2 separate regions of the Mus musculus genome follow, and region 2 is linked to region 1. A link is a contact called in ENCODE POLR2A ChIA-PET data. All regions are on one chromosome and are shown on one strand. The core of a region is the stretch at or near the end of the contact, and the rest is flanking DNA. Distances in the headings are between cores, read along the strand shown.

Region 1 (6,621 bases), core at 2,993-5,492:
GGTGTGAATCTTTCTTAACAGATTGGATTGTTATCTAACCTGTTGAAAGCCTACCTGGTGTTTAGAGGCATCATACTGGCTTGGGCTAAATGAGCTAAGCCATTCAAAACAAAAAGAGACCCTTGAGCTTCAACATTCTTGCAAGTACAGACAAAAAGATGGTTATAAGCCGGGCGTGGTGGCGCACGCCTTTAGTCCCAGCACTCGGGAGGCAGAGGCAGGCAGATTTCTGAGTTCGAGGCTAGCCTGGTCTACAAAGTGAGGTCCAGGACAGCCAGGGCTATACAAAGAAACCCTGTCTTGAAAAAGCAAAAAAAAAAAAAAAAAAAAAAAAAAAAAAAAAAAAAAAAAAAAAAGATGGTTATAGGACAGAGCTAAAGTTGAGAACAAGCGGGGTGGGGGGCTGGGGGTGACGCACGCCTTTAATCCCAGCTCTAGGGAGGCAAGGGCAGGCAAATCTCTGAGCTGGAGGCCAGCCTGATCTACAGAGCTACTTTGATAGCCAGGGCTACACAGAGAAGCCCTGTCTTGAACCCCACCAAAACAAACCAACAAAACCACCTCCTACTGCTCTGTACAACTAAAACCAGTAATATGGCTGTTTGTGGTGTGCGAGCCTGAAATCCTAGCACCTGAGAGGGAGGAGGAGCCAGCTCTAAAGTTTGAGACACACCTAGATCTCATGGTAAAGCCATCACCTTATTGTAAGGATCTAGCTTGACAGCAAATGCTAGGAAACTCCACACAATAGTTTATGCCATGATTTTCTTTTTCACACAAGTAGCTCCCATTGTGAACCACCAGCCTCTCTTCAGTGGAACTCCATGAGCAACAAGCTCTCCAGGCCCAAGTCCTTGCTCTGTAATCAGCACATGGGAGACGTGAGGAAGGTCATGAGTTTGAGACCAGCCTCAACCACATAGAAAATTTGAAGCAAATTTGAAGCTAGCCTAAAATACATGAGACAGGATTTTTTTGGTTTGGTTTGGTTTGGTTTTTCGAGGTAGGGTTTCTCTGTAGCCCTGGCTGCCCTGGAACTCACTCTGTAGATCAGGCTGGCCTCAAATGCAGAGGTCCACCTGCCTCTGCCTCCTGAATGCTGGGAATAAAGAAAGGTGTGCACCACCGCCACCTGGTAACAGTTTCTTCTCTTTTCTTGGGGTGGGGGTGGGGTGCATTTGAAATAGGGTTTCTCTATATAACCCTGGTTTCCTAGAACTAGCTCTGTAGATCAGGCTGGCCTCGAATGCAGAGATCCACCTGCCTCTGCCTCTTGAGTGCTAGGATTAAAGGAGCGCACCACCACCACTTCATCAGGCAACAGCTTCTTAAAAAGTTAAAAATAAATAACGAAGCCCATCTGAACTCCAGAAATTGTGGGCGTATTCCTCCAACAAAAAGAAGTGGCAAAAACTGACAATGCTTATCTGTAAGATCAGTTTCAGATATCAAACCATCCACTGTTATGTCGTTTTATCCCGGAGTTATTCAAATAACCTCCCAAATGGTGTGCGCTGCAGGCCAACAGTATATTCCCTTGTGTGTGTGGCTGTATACCTGACCAGTTATCTGCTAGGGCAGAAGCAGGTGATGGGAATAGATCCTACTCCCAATCCCGTTCACAGCCCTCATCTTCCCTTTCTGCCCATCCAAGAACATGGTTCCTACAAACAGTCAATCTCCTGCCTCATCATAAATCTAGAACTGTCATATCTGTGCATTGGCATTCTTTTGAAAAAATAGTGTCTGTCTTGTCCTTGTGCGTAGCGGTGCCCCCCCCCCCCCACCTCCAAGAGACATAGCTCCCTTGGAGCTAGAGTTGCAGATGGCTGATGCTGCAGACCAAAGCTGGGTCCTCTTTAAGAGCAGTATGCTTGCTCTTTTAACCACCAAGCCACACCTCCAGCCCCCTCCATGCTCCCATGGCAGCCTCAGGTACCAGGAGGCCTCAGGTGCTAGAGTGGGAGCCAGTGTTCTGCCAGACACGGGAGTTCCCTGGGAATACAAAGCATACACTCTGGTGAGCCTGACAACCTGGCTAAGGAATGTGGAAGCCAAGTGTTCAAACACAGAGTTGGGGTGCACAGTCTCCAATGTACCGAAAGGCCCAAGGCATTATCACCTGACTGCGTTCCATATCACTATTGGCTGGACTAGGGGCAGGTGCCTAAATCAGACAGACCAATCATAGTCTGATGCCCTCACTGGTTATGACCAGTTCAACACCCACTGGCTCAGAGGGGCAGGAAGTCCTGAGACTAGTGATGAGTTCAGACACTGGGGGCTGAGGTTGGGGATTCCCTGATATTCTCCTATCTTCCAACACAAATTCTGAAATTTGCCCCAGCAGTTGGAGAAGATGTGGTTCCCCAGGTCACACTGGAAGGTCTGGGCTAGGGGAAGACCATGAAAGGAAGCCCTCTGGAAAACAAACCAACAGACAGGAAACCTCCTGGTTAGAGGCTAAAGTGGCTTTAATTAGAGGAAGGGCAGTGGGCGGGGCTGGCTGTTAGTCCCTCCAGGATGGGGATAAGGGACACAGGGTAGGCAAAAGGAGGCCAGGGCTCAGGCCCCAGGGTTACACATCCAGGTCGTTGACACTTGACTTAGTGTAGACTTGTGTTTTTCGCTGCACAATGCCAGGGCTAAAGGAGGCCCCCAGTGGCCAGTGGCGGACTACATGACGATAGGAGGAGGCCAGGTAGTCAAAGTAGTTGATGTTGAGTTTCCGGGCAAGGTGCCGGCCCAAGAATTCCATTTGCTATGAATAAGGGAGTGGCAGCCAGTTCTCCGTTCTCCGGATAAGAGAATCCCCACCAGCATGCTCTTTAGGTATCCCTTCCCCTTAACGGGGGTGTATCCTCACCCCACCCCTGCCCAGAATTCCCAGCGCTCCTGCTGCCCTTAACATAGTGGAGGTCTCAGGAGTACTATATTTACCCTCTGAGTGCAAAACAGCCCCATCCAAGAGCTGCAAACAGTAGTATCTTTTTGTCAGGGGGGTGGGGTGGGGAGGAATGGGGGAGAAGGGGCGGGGTTTGGGACAGGACCCACCTCATAGCGCTCTGACAGCTGCACCAGCACAAGTGGCTCTAGCTTGTGGCCACAAAGGACCAGCTGGAAGAAGCGACCTCCATAGGCTGCCAATAGATGAGCAACTGAGCCAAGAACCTAACCTCTTAGAGCCTAGGAGTAGGACGGTAGGGGTGGGGCCTCCAAGGTGGGAGTATCCAGGTGTACTGTAGGCCCCTCCCAGCTCTGAATCCATGCCCTCCCACTCTGACCCTCTCCCATCTCAGGCATCACCATCAGAACTGAGTGCCAGGCGCACGTAGACCAGATGCATTGGCCCCTGACATACAGTTCGGCCTTGGATGGAGAAGTGGTACATGCCGCGCGTGTGGTTCAACACTAGGCGGCGCTGCGGTATTGAGGAGAGCATGAGCCACAAGCCTATAACCATGCCATAGGCAGGAAAGCACCAGGTCTCCTGATACTTCACCTGTGGGTACCAGGGATTAACGGAAGTGAGTTCTGGCAAGAGGCTCTTGTGTGGCCCTATGCAAAGAGGCTGTGGGGTGGGGTGGGGTGGGGCAGGAGCTCTGACCTCTCTCAGGACATTACAGGAAATGAAGACAAGGCAGATGATAAAGAGCATCGTCCCCTTCCAGAGCGTGTCCAAATAGTACTCGAGCACAAAGACTGAGGGCGGCATGACCCAGCACATGAGGACAGCTAGGAGCTGCCCTTAGCTCCAGGACAGTACCAGGGATTTGGGGGAAAGGGCCCGCCCAGTGGAGATTCTCCATGGTACTACCGCGTCTCCTCCCACAAGTACACCTGCCTATACCCTCCTAACCCCAGCCACCCTCCCCACTTCTGGGATCCTGACCACGCCCAGTCCCCGCCCACCATCCGGCTGTTGCTGCTTGAAGGGGTAAAAGCTGTTATTCTTGAGCTGATTGGCTAAGTGGCGCTCGGTAGAGAAGAGTCCTACGTTCCAGAGTTTGAAGTACTTAACAAGGGCGGAGAAGCGGGAGCCACTGGCCTGCTGCTCCTTGGGGACCTAATTAGGTAGATCTGGTCAGGATCCAGCTTGCCCACTGCCGCTGCCCCACTGTCTTTATACAGGGCTCCCACCCGAGACAATTCCAGGGTTGCAGCTGAGGGAAGAATCAAGAGCCGCCAGACAACAGCAGGGCAGAGAAGCAGGGAGCAGTCCAGGCTGGGCTGCCTGGGTTCTAGAAGCTCAGAGTAAAGGGTTCTAGAAGGGGCTTTTCTATTGACCACACCTATCTAGTGAGCTTGCCCTCCCTGGTTAGTCTCCACTACCTGGAAGGTAGCCTGGCTGCCTCGTGGTTGGACAACCTGAGCCCGTGCTACCAACACTGTCACTTCATGGATGCTGGTAGCTGATAAAGGTCTTTTTCTCGCTCCTACTATTTTATACCTCACTGTCTACCCTATCCTTAGACAACTGTGTCCCAAGTGAGCTAAGACACTTAACACACACACACACACACACACACACACACACAGGTTCATGCCTGCTGTAGCATACTCCATCATGTATAACCCTGTTCCTCACCCAACCACTTACTCTAAGGACCATACACAGTCTGACGTGTTGGTTTCTGCTTGTAAGCCTACCACATTGGAGGCTGAGATGGGTGAATTGTTGTGAGTCAGCCTGGGCTACACCGTGAGTTCCAAGCCAGCCTAAATTTGTGTGAAAAGGATCTCAAATAAAACAACAAAGGACTGTACAGAGTGCCTAAAAATTACTTAATTGTGGGGCTGGAGAGATGGCTCAGTGGTTAAGAGCACAGACTGCTCTTCTGAGGGTCCCGAGTTCAAGTCCCAGCAGCCACATGGTGGCTCACAACCATCTGTAATGAGATCTGATGCCCTCTTCTGGTGTGTCTAAAGATAGCTACAGTGTACTTACATATAATAAATAAATAAATCTTTTTTTAAAAAAAAACCTTTATTGTAACAAAACCTCCAACATTTCAAAGTGAAAATGAGCAGGGTAAACCTGGCTGCCCTCTAAGTGGGCTCTTTGGCAGAGGGCGGGCTGGTAAGTAGCTGCTCTAGACACCACTGGACTTCCTCCAGGCCCCGGTAGACGCGCTTCAGACCTCGGGGGAGGCAACGACAGGACTCCAGGTTAAGATACAGCAGCCCCGGGCAACCACTAATCACAGAACTGTGAACAGGCAAGCCGTGGGAAAGTGAGCTGTTGGCCAGAGAGCCCCGTCTGCCCTCACATATACCAGGCCTACCACCCCAAGCCACCCAAGCCCAAATCTAGTACTCTCGGTGTCCCCAAGGAGTTGGACGAGTGACTCGTGTCTATACCCCTCCTGGACCCTGGCAATGAGGAGTCAGGGAGCACTCCTCTGGTCCCTAAGTGAGACACGGCAGCAAGTGGTTCAAGATCCACAGAATTAGTGAACGGTGCACTGACCTGACCGTGCTTGGGGTAACTCGGGTACCCCTCAGGTTGAGGGAGCACAAGGCTGGGTGTAAGCCCCCAGGGGTGCCCGAGAAAACAGCCAGGGCCTGTTCCAAGTCCTTCTCGCTGAAGCCTTGGCCACTGAAGTCCAGCTCCCTCAGGGTGTGATACCACTTCCGGGTCAACAGGGGGCTGCCATCCTTAGCCAGGGTCAAGCCATCAGATATGCCATACAGGCCCAGGTAGAGTTGCTCCAGCTCTGAGATGGGAGAACTCGGTGTGACTATTAGGGCACTCAGTGACCACCCCCACCCCACCCCGACCCCCCCACACCTTCCCAAGCAAAGCCAGCTAGCTGACCTTGACATGGCAGATGACACAGACCGCTAGGAGTGACCCTAGCGCAGCCTCGAAGGTCCAGCATGCGCAGTTTCGGGGAGCGATGGAGCAATCGGCCCAGAACCTCATTGCTCACAAAGTTGCAGGTGGAGCCAGCCAAACAGAGCTCCTCAAGACTGGGGAAGCCTGGTCCCTGGGGCACGCCTCGGCCACACGGCTTGGGAAGCCAAATCAGATTCAGCAGCCGCAGCACCTAGGAAGAGGGAAGAAGAAGGAGGGAGGAGGGACAGGCTGCAGATATGGCAAGGGGTGGCAGGTGGGAGACAGTAGGGTATAAATACCTGCAGCTGGGGGCAGCCTTTCTGCAGGGCTTCCACAGGCAGCTGCAGGGGTGTGTTGTTGCAGTTCATGCCAGTGCTGACCTGGAGGACTTGGAGCTGTGGGCAGCAGTTGTCCTGGAATGGTGGGATAAACACTGCTAGGTCAAAGGCCTGGGCTGGTCCCCACTGAGCCCTTTTCCTGACCATCCCCAGCCTACCAGCAGTGCGCCCAAGATGGCCGTCGTCTGGGAACTGTAGGTCAGCCACAGTTTACGCATTCGGGACCCGGCCTCCTCCAAGAAGCTCACCACAGCTGTGGACTCCACCTGGGGATCCAGCCCAAAGGTGCAGCTCATGCATGTCACAAGGGCCCAGGCGATTTCAGGGTCCCCCACCCACCCACGGCAAAGGACTCACCATGGAATGATGTAGGTCCAGGCTGTGGAGCTGGCAGCAGGCTCTCGCTAACATGACCAGAGTTTCAGCAGTCACAGTGTGGCAGTC
Region 2 (6,621 bases), core at 1,075-3,574, 370 kb after region 1:
TCAGTTGTGGGGGAAGGGCAGGGGGGACCCAACACCAAGACATCCAACACAGGCACATATGTGGTACTCAAACATACATGCAAGCAAACTACTCATACTCAGAAAGTTGTAAATCTAAAACAAACAATAAAACTATGAGTACAGCTTGTGACAATTGAATAGAGCCAGGTCAGATGAGGAGAAGGTTGGTCACAGGAGTACTCTGCAGACGGATCAAGTGGTGTGTCGGCTGCTAGTGAAGCCATGCAGCGTTAGTGGATTAAAACCTTTGAATGTGTCCGAGGCACCTGTCCAGTACTTTACCTCCCACTCCATGGGGAGTTTGGAACCACTGGGCATGTCAAGAGTGTCTTTGGGAGCTGGGGAGTTGAGTCTGTGGTTAAGAGCCCTTGTTGCTTTTGCAGAAGACCTGGGTTTGATTCCCAGCAGCCACGTAACAGCTCATAGCTGTTTGTAACTCCATTTTCAAGGGCTCCAATCACTTCTTTTGTCATTCCTGGGCACCAGGCATATACTTGGTGCAGTTGTACAGGCCAAACACCCAGACTCATAAAATAAATCTTAAAAAAAAAAATTGCCTGATGGTGGGGGTGCTCCTCTTTAATGGCAGCACTCAAAAGAGACAGATGGATCTCTGAGTTTGAGTTCCTCCTGATCTAGAGTGAGTTCCAGGACAGCCAGGTTTACACAGAGAAACCCTGTCTATAAATAAATATATAAGGTGTCTTTTTTCAGGGCTGGAGAGATGGCTGAGCAGTTAAGAGCACTGACTGCTCTTTACCTAGAGGTTCTGAGTTCAATTCCCAGCAACCACATGGTAGCTCACAACCATCTGCAATGAGATCGGATGCCCTCCTCTGGTGTGGCTGAAGATCATATAAAATAAACAACAATTTTTTTTTTTAAAGATGTCTTTGTTTCTGAAAGGACAACCCAGTGGCAGATGCCTATATAGGAAGAGTGTGACAGGGCTGAAAACTTGCACATACATTTACAGACTCTCACAAAACTGTCCTGTGGGCCGGTTGGCTGAGATATACCCTAGTGCTGGCAGGGCCCTATGCCCTGCACGGTTCACAAGACAAAGCACTAGCAGGCATCCTCCCACAGACTTTTCTGTATAGGCATCTTTCATTCTGGTTCTCTTCTGGGCTGACTCAACTCCTTACCCTGCCCCTGGGTGGCTTGATTTACCACTCTGCAAGTCCTGGAACCCTGCCACCCAAAGCTCCACTACCCTTCTGGAATACCCTGTGCACCAGCATCCTGTGGAACTTGAGCCATGACGATAACTCGGTGTTCTTTCCTCGTTTGTTTGTTTGTTTTTTCGAGACAGGGTTTCTCTGTACAACCCTGGCTGTCCTGGAACTCACTCCGTAGACCAGGCTAGCCTCGAACTCAGAAATCCACCTGCCTCTGCCTCCCAAGCCCTGGGATTAAAGGCATGTGCCACCACGTCTGGCCTGTCCCTTCTTCTTTTCAGTGTGTCAGATCACCAACCCATGTCCCTTCCTCCTCAATATGTCAATTTTAGCCTCTGCCATGTAAAATCTCCCAGTTCTGACAAACCTCTCTTACCAATTGGGACCCTGACCCTCAGTTACCTCCCTCTCAGTCTACACGTTTATGCCATTGACTACTTAGGTTTCACTCAGATGAAGAACCTCTGTTTGGGGGGCTCTGTGCCACTTTATCGCCCTGCATCGCTGCGTTCCTTCCCCGCTTTAGCTCTCCAGGGTCATTGCCCCCACCCTCTTTCCAATTGCTGAGGCCACTAACTTTTGGCTTCTTTGCCAGACATCTTGAGAACTCCGCAGGTGACCTTCTTAAATCCCAATCATTATCTTCTTGTTCTTCTTCACCTCCTTCCTCCCCTCCACCCCCAACCCCCTACCCCAGACTGGGTTTTCTTTGTAGCCCTAGCTTGTTCTGGAACTTGTTTTCTAGCCCAGGCTGTCCTGGAACTCCGCCTGACCCAGTCAAATTTCAATCTTCTAGTTCGGCAAAGCACTAGGTTTCCAGTGTCTGCACATCCAATCTCCTCCGTCTGGGCCCAGCTCGGAAGCTCAAGATTCTGCGTGGCGTTGCCCTGGACAAATCCTTCCACCTCTTGAAGCCTCCTCTCTCCCGCCCTTCCTCCGTAAGACTCTTGAGTCGGTTTCTTCAGAGTCTGCCTCTCCCCAGGACGACAAGTTTCAGCAATTGCCTTGGTTCAGCAATTTGGTAGACACACAGGACACCTGCATGTGACTACAAGACCCGACAGGCATTGCGCTGGGGAAGGGGCGGAGTTATGGCCCCGCCCCGGAAGATAAGGCTGCGTTGACCCGTCTATTTCCTCTTTCGGCCTTGCTTGCCGGCAGGTAAGTTGTGCTCTGTCCGCTGCGGGTTTTGAAATTATCCACCGCCATCCGCCGCCGTTAACTACTTGGCGGTCTGTCATGCGGCCTGGCCCACTCGTCCAGGATCAGAAGGGAGGGATGGCGTTGCTTTCGGCCTTGGGGGCTGGCAGGAGGCTGGGGATTTTTTTGGACGCTGAACTCGAACCATTTCCAGACTCGCCGCCATGGGCCGTGTGATCCGAGGGCAGAGGAAAGGCGCGGGTTCTGTTTTCCGTGCGCACGTGAAGCACCGTAAGGGCGCCGCGCGCCTACGTGCTGTGGACTTCGCGGAGCGACACGGCTACATTAAAGGCATCGTAAAGGTAGGAGGGCACCGGCGGGAGTTAAGCAGGCGGGGAACCGGGCGTCTCGAGCAGGCCTTAGAATACAATACACCACCCTGACCCGTAGGACATCATTCATGACCCTGGCCGCGGCGCTCCCCTCGCCAAAGTCGTCTTTCGGGATCCCTACCGATTCAAGAAGCGGACAGAGCTGTTCATCGCAGCGGAGGGGATCCACACTGGACAGTTCGTGTACTGCGGCAAGAAGGGTGAGCCTCCAGGCGGGGAAGGAAGGAAGGGTTGGGCCCGGGACTTTGGGTGCTGAGCTGAGCTTCGTGGGTTGGGATCGGTGTGGGTTTGGCATGGCTTTTAGCGTTAACAGTCGTTTTGCCCCCTCTCTCCACAGCCCAGCTGAATATCGGCAATGTTTTGCCCGTGGGCACCATGCCTGAGGGTACGATCGTGTGTTGTCTGGAGGAGAAACCTGGGGACAGGGGCAAGCTGGCCCGAGCCTCCGGGAACTACGCCACAGTCATCTCCCACAACCCAGAGACCAAGAAGACTCGAGTGAAGCTGCCTTCGGGGTCCAAGAAGGTCATTTCCTCTGCCAACAGAGCCGTTGTTGGTGAGTGCGGGAGGGCAGTGGGGCCTTGAAGACGCGGGTGGTCGGCATATGAACTGCCAGCTGCTGGGCCTAGGCCATAGAACCACATTGCTTATTTTCTTGGTCATGGGAGAAGACTAACAGAATGCAACTGGGGATTTAGTTGTAGAGTGCTAGAATACCTACTTCGTAAACAACTAACTGATTCCTGTCCTGGGGATTTGATTCTTTTCTGGTCTCTGGGCACTGTATAAATGTGTATGGATACAGACATGTAGGTAAAGATGCCTGTGTATACATAAAATTAGGTTAAAAAAAGATTACACCGCTTGACACTTTTGTGCACTGTGACCTAGGAATTCTGATCCTGCACTTGAGTTTAGTTGGTTCATTTTAGAAAAGATAGGACCAGTAGTGGCTGTTAAAAGATGTTCAAGTCAGTGAAAAGGGGCCATGACTTATCTCTTGTTTAGTTACTTGGAAACATCTTAGGATCTGCTAACCTCATCCTTGCATAGGATAAGTTCTGAGGGCACGTGGTCAAAGCATGCTGTGTTTGGTAGGTGGGTTTGCCCATTTGTGGGAGGTGTTTTCAGAGGTTGAAGGACCTGTCTTGAATATCAGGCACTGAATATTGAGGTGCACCCCATGGAAACTTGGGCTGAGTCAACAGTTTGCTTTAATACAGGCATGGTCCTTGCCTCACCTGTCAAAGTGTCAGTTTGCAGAGGGTAAGGGGTTTCCTAGGTAGAGCTTGCTGGACTTCTGTGGGGTTGTAGATTTCTGCCATAGACTAATGGTGAATGGTGCATGTCTCAGAGGTGTTGTGTCACTTTTCAGGTGTTGTGGCTGGTGGGGGCAGAATTGACAAGCCTATCTTAAAGGCTGGCCGTGCCTACCACAAGTACAAGGCAAAGAGGAACTGCTGGCCACGTGTGCGGGGTGTGGCCATGAATGTAAGTAACCAAGAACTGAGTGAGTGGGCTTTTCTTGTTGCTGTGCTGGGAGGATCTGCAGCAGGGAGGTCCTGGGCTGTCGGCTCTTCCCGTGTTCCCTACGTAGGTGAGATGACCCTTACACTAACCTAACTTCATTCTCTTTTTAGCCTGTGGAGCATCCCTTTGGAGGTGGTAACCACCAGCACATTGGCAAACCCTCCACCATCCGAAGAGATGCCCCTGCTGGGCGCAAAGTGGGTCTCATTGCTGCCCGCCGGACTGGACGGCTGCGTGGAACCAAAACTGTACAGGAGAAGGAGAACTAGAGTTCAGGAGCTAATAAAGTACGTCCTTTGGCTAATCCGGCGTGTGTGAGCCTCTTTTGTGAGGGATCCCTGGAAGTGAAAGATGCTTCCACCCTACAAGGGAGCATGGCATGCTGCGCCTGGGATTTGGGTAGATGACTTGAGACCAGGTCTCTACATAATCCTTGACTGTCTGGAACTCACTGAAGATCAGGCTGGGGTTGTCATCCTGCCCAGCTGGGAAGCTCAGTTTACAATATGCGGTACTGACGTAAATTATGTGGACCACAGTTGCTGGGGTTAGTGGTGACAGTACAGTGAGCCTTGGTCTCCACTCAGCCCATACAAATGGGTCTGTGTAATTGATACAGAATTTTCCCCCCATTCCTTCTCAACGTGCAGTAGAAGCTAGTCTCCAACTCCTAATTACAGGCTGTCTTGGGCACTAGTGTGTGAGTGTAGAAACTTCTTTTTGGAATGTCCAAGTACTTTTTAGTTGGTTGTATCTTTTGCCTAGAGAATATTAGACATCCAATGTGGCCCCCACCCCCTGGGAGTGATGACGACTGCAGCTGTTACACATTAAGATTTGTTCCATGCAGAATAGAGGTGCTTCTGTACCTTTAAGTCCTGGTTTTGGTCACCCCTTCCCACCTTCATGGATCGTGATAGAAGTTATAGATTGAGATTACTGTCAGCTGGTCCTAGATTCCTGTGTGCAGTGGGTGCTGACACTGAAAGCTATAGCCCTCAGACTACCTGAAACCACATACCTAGTGCCCTACATGGAACAGCAAGGAGCTGGCATGTTTGTTTCCCTATTCAGGGGACAGATCACTAAGAGCTAGGCAGCACCACCAGGACAGTGTAGTTCTGAGGCTTAACCTCTCCAGGGTCACAGACCATGCAGAGGAATCATAAATTACAGACAGACTGACAGTTAAGACAAGTTTCCATCTTAAAAAAAAAAAAAAGCTTTAAACTTGGTCATATCTGGACTAGAGAGGTGGCTAAGAACACTCACTGCTATACCAGAGGTCCTGAGTTCAATTCCCAGCAACCACATGGTGGCTCACAACCATCTGTAATGGGATCTGATGCCCTCTTCTGGTGTGTCTGAAGACAGCTACAATGTATGCATATAAATACAAGTTATTCTGTGGCATCTTGTTCATAGATCTCTGGTGTAATAGCATTCCATGGGAACTGACGAGTGTCTCCAGGCCCTTCCCCTGGCAGATGCTCTTGAGTAGCACATGATTGTATTTCTTGTGGGGTGGTTCTTCTGGAGGGACTAGCTCAGGACTATGGGGTTGTGTTGCTAAGTGGTACCTCCTGCCTGATGTGCACCCTGTCTGTCCTGGAGTGTAATCCTTTTTCTGTATTGTTGGTATGAATTTCACCTACCGTGAGCCACTGGCTCTAAGCAGGCCATTATTGCAGGTTCTTACAGAAGTCACCATAGATGACAGGTGTTTATGGGAGGGGAGGGTGTTGGGAAAGCACTAGGTGTGGCTGCTTGGGGTGAGTTTAAGCTGCCACTGCTTTTCTGTTGGTCTTGGCCAGGCAACAGGGCATATGGGAGGAATTGCTGTAGAGGGGCAGACAAGCTGGGTAGTGGTGATGGGGCATGCCTTTAATCACAGCTCGAAGGAGGCAGAGGCCAGCCTTGGACTTCACAGACAAACCGTCTGGGGTGGGGGGGCGACTTCTAAATCAATTACACAGACCCGTTTGTATGGGCTGAGTGGGGACCAAGCCTCTACTCCAGGGAAGGGTTTGTTTAGCAGTGCTTGTGGCTTAAAAATGAACTACTGAGTCACCAGTCCTCTGAGCACACAGCCTTGATTTTTGAGGGCTGTGTTCCCAACAGAACTCCATGCTTCCTAAAGCTGTCTCCACGCCACTGTGATGCTTGCTTCCCAAGGTCCTGTCAGTAAGACTGTCAGAGACCTGCCCTGAGACAACTTATTGTTTTCCTGATTGGAGATCAGAGGTCAGGTGGAGTGGAGTCAGTGGCTATGAAGGGATCTGATGCCCTCTTCTGGCACACAGGTGTACATGCAGACAGCTCTCCTTACATTAAAAACCAAAGTCTTTAGATGTCCT

Evidence for each region. ChIA-PET counts read pairs that join two places held with the same protein, here RNA polymerase II (POLR2A).
Region 2: POLR2A ChIA-PET joins it to region 1 with 8 read pairs in embryonic stem cell. The contact joins the promoter of Rpl8 here to the promoter of Tmem249 in region 1. POLR2A ChIA-PET finds 5 or more read pairs at or near these places in 3 of 5 experiments (Patski and embryonic stem cell).

The regions. Positions count from the first base shown.
Region 1 is chr15:76,530,755-76,537,375 of GRCm38, forward strand. Tmem249 (transmembrane protein 249) reads right to left here and starts at 4,243. Exons shown (of 6, transcript NM_001378247.1): 1 at 4,141-4,243; 2 at 3,913-4,066; 3 at 3,608-3,702; 4 at 3,307-3,502; 5 at 3,055-3,140; 6 at 2,457-2,761. The coding sequence starts at 3,658. The coding sequence ends at 2,579. It overlaps Fbxl6 (F-box and leucine-rich repeat protein 6), which reads right to left. Exons shown (of 9, transcript NM_013909.2): 4 at 6,535-6,621; 5 at 6,336-6,443; 6 at 6,139-6,252; 7 at 5,819-6,050; 8 at 5,471-5,717; 9 at 4,969-5,209. The coding sequence ends at 5,050.
Region 2 is chr15:76,901,747-76,908,367 of GRCm38, forward strand. It overlaps Rpl8 (ribosomal protein L8), which reads left to right and starts at 2,325. Exons shown (of 6, transcript NM_012053.2): 1 at 2,325-2,363; 2 at 2,557-2,704; 3 at 2,793-2,934; 4 at 3,072-3,290; 5 at 4,110-4,225; 6 at 4,375-4,572. The coding sequence starts at 2,567. The coding sequence ends at 4,533.